2 separate regions of the Homo sapiens genome follow, and region 2 is linked to region 1. A link is a contact called in ENCODE Hi-C or POLR2A ChIA-PET data. All regions are on one chromosome and are shown on one strand. Each heading gives the region's core, a stretch centred on a gene start or an enhancer-like site at or near the end of the contact. The rest is flanking DNA. Distances are from core to core; before and after follow the strand shown.

Region 1 (2,643 bases), core at 51-2,550:
CCGGCCCTGGGCCTCGGTTTAATCATTTGCTAATCACAGTGAATAATTCAGGTTCTCTTAACCTCCCAGGACTACTGAGAGAAACACATGGAAAAGTGAAAAATGCGTAATCCAGACCCAGGGCCAGCTTGGCCCCCAACCAAGGCATTTCTCCTCTGCCACCTGCTAAGCCCTGGGATCCACTGCCCTCTTTACTGGGATGACTGCCTTTGGCTGTTAAGGGCTGGCACTTGAGTCGCCTCCCCCTGAGGAGCTCCCAGCCCATCTGCTCCAGACAGGACTGGCACAGGCTCTCCCCTGTCGCTGCAGCCTCATGCCCCCGCCACCCCAAAGCTTATCATGTTCTTCTTTGCCTCCTTATCTGTCCTCCTGGGCAAGAATGAGGTCTAATTCAGGCCTGAATCCTTGGATTCAGCAAGAATTTTTAAACAAATGGATGCACAAATAGCTGGGTGAGAGCCAGTGAGCTGTGAGCAGAGCCCAGCTCAGGGAGGGGCAGTGGAGCCACACTCAGGGCTGGCAGGCCCTCACTGGGTGTGAAGATGCCCTGGGTTTCCAAGTTTCCAATCACGCTGGTGTTTAGCCAAGGGCGACCCCAAAAGAAGCCCCAGCCCTGAAGAAAGATGGGTCCTGAGGCCACACTCAACATCCCTGCCCTGCACTGGGCTCCTCTCTTGGGTATCCTCTTTCTAAGCAGCAACATCTGGCATGGACTGAAAGTTGAATTGTGAAAATGAAAATGCCTCTCTATTGGTTTTATGATCATCCCTTGTGTAAGTCACATTACGAGAGCTGCTTTTGGCGTGGTCTCTAATTCCTCACCACTTCTTTGTCTTGCATCCTGCTCCATGGCCTTCCTCCCAAGCCATTCTACCGATGACCCTGGCCTTGAACCCTCACATTGTCAAATCCACACTCCCCACTCCCTCAGCAGCATCACCCTGGGTGACGACACACGTAGCCTTCCTAAGGCCTTTGTGACCCCATTCTGTGTGGCTTACCCCTTCCTTCTCAGACTCGGTGAGACTTGTTCCATCTTCCCAAGGTTCCCGAACTCTGTGGGCCCTCGTCTTATCTCCCCGGCCAGCCCATCCATCACGTGACCTCCAGCACTGTGGCCTGTGTGTGCCAGGCCCTCCAAGGAGCTCAGGTACTACCTGATCCCATGACTTGGATGTCCAAGAAATCTCTCAAACTTGACGTGCCCCAAACTTAATCACTAATTTTTCCCTTGAAATCTGTTCTCTCCCAGTCTTTCTCAAGTCTGTGTGAGCCACCTCTGTCCACCCAGTTTCTCAATGATGAATCTTAGAAATTGTCCTGCTTCCTCTTATTCCCTCACTCTCTGCATCCAGCTCATCAGCAAGTCCCACTGGTTCTGCTTTCACATGTACCCCCAATCTGTCCACGTCTCCCTACTTATTGCCTGGGTCCCCCATGAGATGTAAGCTCCCTTAAGTGCAGGGACTTTGTTTTGCTCACTATTATGGATCGGACCCAGGACCTGGCCAAGTGCCCACTGCCAGTGAGTTCTAAGTTCCCCGTTGTTGAATGAATGACCGAGTTTCATTTCCTCTAGCAAGGAGCCCTGCAGAGTGGGACTGGGCCCCACTTCCTCTTGGGGTGAGTTATGTCTAAACTAAATGGTGCCCTTCCCTTCCCTTGCCTTCCCTGTCTCAGCACAGGGCACCCCACACCCAGGATTTCTTCTCAGCCCAGTCCCCTCCTTCCATACTCATCTCCTGTGTGGGTCACCTGCCTCTGGTTTCTCGGCTCTACCAGCTTTTTCCATCTCTGCTGACATTGCCCTGGTCCCCATGTGTCATTTCTCACCTGAATAGATTACTTTGCTTCTCTAATCCCCTCTCCACAAAGCAGGGTTTATGTGATCTTTTCAAAACTCAAATCGGATCACGTCACTTTCCTACTTAGAACTCTTCAATCTTCTCCTGAGGCCTGATGGTAAAATCCCACATCAGACACGGCACTGCTTACTGTGCTCTCAAGACACCCCCTGTGTCTCCCACCTCCACCCCTGCTTGGCTGGCTCACGTCAGTCTCACCTTGCTGGGCCCTCAGACCAGCTAGGGACCCACTGCTGCCCAGTCCCGGGGGAGCTGCTTCTCCGATGCCTGTGGCCGCGTTGAAGAGCTGTGCCTGTGATTTTGTTATTTGTTTGAGGTGCCGCCAGGCAGTCAGTCTCCTTGTATTCCAGTCCACGTAATTATCGATGCTTCCCAGGTTCTGCCCTTCAGCCTCGACCTCTCCCTGGGCCCTCGGCCTGGTTACCTGACTGTCCACTTGAGAGCTCAGCAGGGATGTCCAGCAGGTATCACAAATGGAACATTCCTGAACACCTGACTCCTGCTCCCTGCCCATGCCCAGCCACGTCTGCTCCTCCCACAGCCGGTGCCAGCCCAGGCACCCCAACATACCCCGTCCTCACACTTGTAGTCAGTTTTCACCTGCTGGTTCCACCTTTCAAACATACCCTGAGTCCCAGGGGCCTTCTAAGCACATTTGACACCCAGAGGTTATAACTTTTTCTTTTTCTTTTTTGTGAGATGGAGTCTTGCTCTGTTGCCAGGCTGGAGTGCAGTGGTGAGATCTTGGCTCACTGCAGCCTCGTCTCCCTCATTCAAG
Region 2 (2,643 bases), core at 59-2,558, 210 kb after region 1:
TAAGGGAGAAGGCAAAAGAAAGCATTAGCAGGGCTGAGCACAGGGCAGATCGTGGCCCAGCATATAAACATCAAAAGGATCATGAAGCCCATTGCTAACCTATGATAAAGCTTGGAGTGATGGAGAGTCCAGAAAATGTCAAGAGGATTCATATTGCACAAATCTTTAAGAAGGTAAAATATATTTTAGAAATTAGAGATCCGAGAGTTGGGTGGTTTCTAGTGAAATTAAATAAATGGCTGTGATAACGTAGTAGGAACCGACAGGAGTTTCTTGAGGTTAAGGGGTGCCAGATTCAGCTTGTTTCTTTTTCTGAATGACCAGTCTGTGACCACTGACATGTGTGGAGCTCAGACTTCTGGTCAAGGTATTAAACCAAATAGAGCTGAATACTTATCATTGCCTGTTGCTCCAAGCAACTGGCTGGTCATTGGTGTTATTTGCTATAACAAGAAAGACTGACAGAACCAGGTTGTGGCTGGGGGAGAAACTGAGATGTCTGTTAGACGTTTTAGTGGACATGTCAGCTTACTACCTTGACTAGAAGTCTGAGCTCATTTATCCATGATAGATGCAATGAAGCAATTAAGAAAAAAGCCCAGTTTCAATGTAAGAAAGAGAAATAACTAGAAGCAATCAACAAAGAAGGAATGCAAAGCCATGACAGAGAGCCAGCGTTGAAGCTGCAGAGCCCTCAGGGGCTGGATCCACTCCTTATGGCAGGGATTTTGTTCTGTGTAAAGATGGACATCGAGGGCTCCATGTGAAAGCTTGGGTGGAGAAGGACTGTGTAGGCCAGGGCTGGGGCACAGGAAGGAGCTTGCCCCTGCAGACTGTGGCAGGGGGAGTTTCCCATGTAAAACTGAAACCCCAGCCTCTGTCACAAAAAGATGTGGGGCTCCAAGTCACACTGCCTATGCCATAGTGTCAAAATAAACAAACAAAAAATGATAATTATTGTAGAATTTGGCCTCATGGCACTTGTCCAATTTGAAATAAGAATATATGGAGACAGAACTCCAAGCAAAAGGGATTTATTTGGGAATGAACAAAGAAATAGGATTGAGATCTCAGACATATGCATAGACTGGGATGGTCTCTGGCATGTCTGGAGAACAAAGGAAAATTAAGGTTTTACTGGGGAGAGAAGAGGTGATGCAAGTTGTTTTGAAAGTTCATTGTCAAGTATCAGTAGCTGCTAGGTGGGACTCAGCATCTTGGAGTTACGGTTAGGCCTTTGTATTTTTGGACTGACCTTGTGAGAGTTGCAAAACAGGCCAGCGTGCCTCTAGAAGTGGCTAGCTGTTCTTGTGCTGCTAGCTTTTCTTGTGTGACTCATGTAGTAAGCTGTGGTTTGGAAACAATTTTTGAGGTGGATCCTATCATCAGATAAATTATGAGTGAGAGTCCTCCCTTCATGGCCTTCCCTGGCTCTATTTTGCTATGGTTTGAAAGAGTGACTCCACTTTGATTCTGACAACTTTCACACATTTTAGGGCTCTGGCAGATGCAATGTTAAGTCCCCTACAAGGACATACCCACAGCTCACGGCACATCCTGGATTGTTACAGAAGGTAAGTCTTGTTGAAGATGAGCTCACAGACAAAATCTCAGAGTAAATGGGGAAACCTAACACTATGAAAGAGAATCAGCAGATGGAAGAAATGGGAATATTTACTCCTGTGGAACTAGCAGCCATAGAGTAAGTGTATTTAAATGATAAATGAGACAAAAAAAAAAAAAAAAGGAGAGAATCTACAGGTACTAGAGAAAGCCACTATGCAAAAGGACCAAATAATTCAAGAAACTAAATAGTCATTGAAATTAAAGGAAAACAATGTCTTTAATAGATAAATAATACAATAGTCCAAATACAACTGACAACTGAAGATAAAATTAGTGAATAGGAAGAAAGAGTTAATCTATCAAAATTCTTTATGGAACAAATAAGAGAAAGATAATTTGAGAGGTGCAGAGGCTAAAATCAGAATCTCAAATACATATCTAATAGAAATTCTTGAAGCAATAATTAGTGAGATTGAGAATGTGACAGTATTTGAAGAAGTTAGACACAAGTCTTGATATTAAAGGAGTACATCAAATATTAAATAGAAAAATTAAAAATAAACTTATCTAGAAGCATCATCATGCAACTTTAGAACATAAAATAAAAAGTCAAAATTTTTAAAGCTATGATAAAAGAAAGACATTAAACACAATGGAAAAGTTTCAGAGTGGCACCTACTCTATCAGACACAAAAGTCTCCAGAAGACAACAGAATAAAATGTTTAAGACGCAAAGGGAAATAATTGTTAACAATAATGCTATATCCAAGTAAACTGTCATCTAGGGAAAGATTTCCATACATACAAAGACTGATAATTTGCCACACATAGATCTTTTCTGAAAGAAGTATTTAAGGATGTGCTTCAGCAAGAAGATCATTGAATGTGGAAAGAAGTATGAGAATGCAAGGAGCAGTATTCAGTGATCAAAGAAGTATGTATGTAAATCCAAATAAGATTGATGGGAAATAATGATTTTTTTTCATGGCTTTAAGTACAACACATAAATACTAAACAAGACTAATTGGGGAATGAAAGGGGGTACATTTAAAAGATAGTGAAAGCATACTGATTCCG

What was found. Hi-C counts contacts between places; a loop is a spot of excess contacts on that map. ChIA-PET counts read pairs that join two places held with the same protein, here RNA polymerase II (POLR2A). Pooled maps may share reads with other maps.
Region 2: a map of CD14-positive monocyte shows a loop between it and region 1 (3-fold over the local background). The contact joins two enhancer-like sites. A Hi-C loop is called at or near these places in 1 of 168 maps with a recorded cell type or tissue (CD14-positive monocyte), 4 of 37 single-sample maps with no recorded cell type and 7 of 50 pooled maps. POLR2A ChIA-PET finds 5 or more read pairs at or near these places in 1 of 52 experiments (OCI-LY7).

What each region holds. Positions count from the first base shown.
Region 1 is chr2:128,512,516-128,515,158 of GRCh38, forward strand. All of the region lies in intron 1 of LOC105373611 (a long non-coding RNA gene), which reads left to right. Among named protein-coding and RNA genes, the nearest start is that of HS6ST1, 190 kb to the left of the region's middle. Within about 2 kb of position 1,301, at least 3 of the 41 ENCODE cell types and tissues checked have a DNase peak (open chromatin) inside an H3K27ac peak, as active enhancers do; they include CD14-positive monocyte, where a contact is called at or near this core.
Region 2 is chr2:128,726,779-128,729,421 of GRCh38, forward strand. No RefSeq gene overlaps it. Among named protein-coding and RNA genes, the nearest start is that of HS6ST1, 410 kb to the left of the region's middle. Within about 2 kb of position 1,309, at least 3 of the 41 ENCODE cell types and tissues checked have a DNase peak (open chromatin) inside an H3K27ac peak, as active enhancers do; they include CD14-positive monocyte, where a contact is called at or near this core.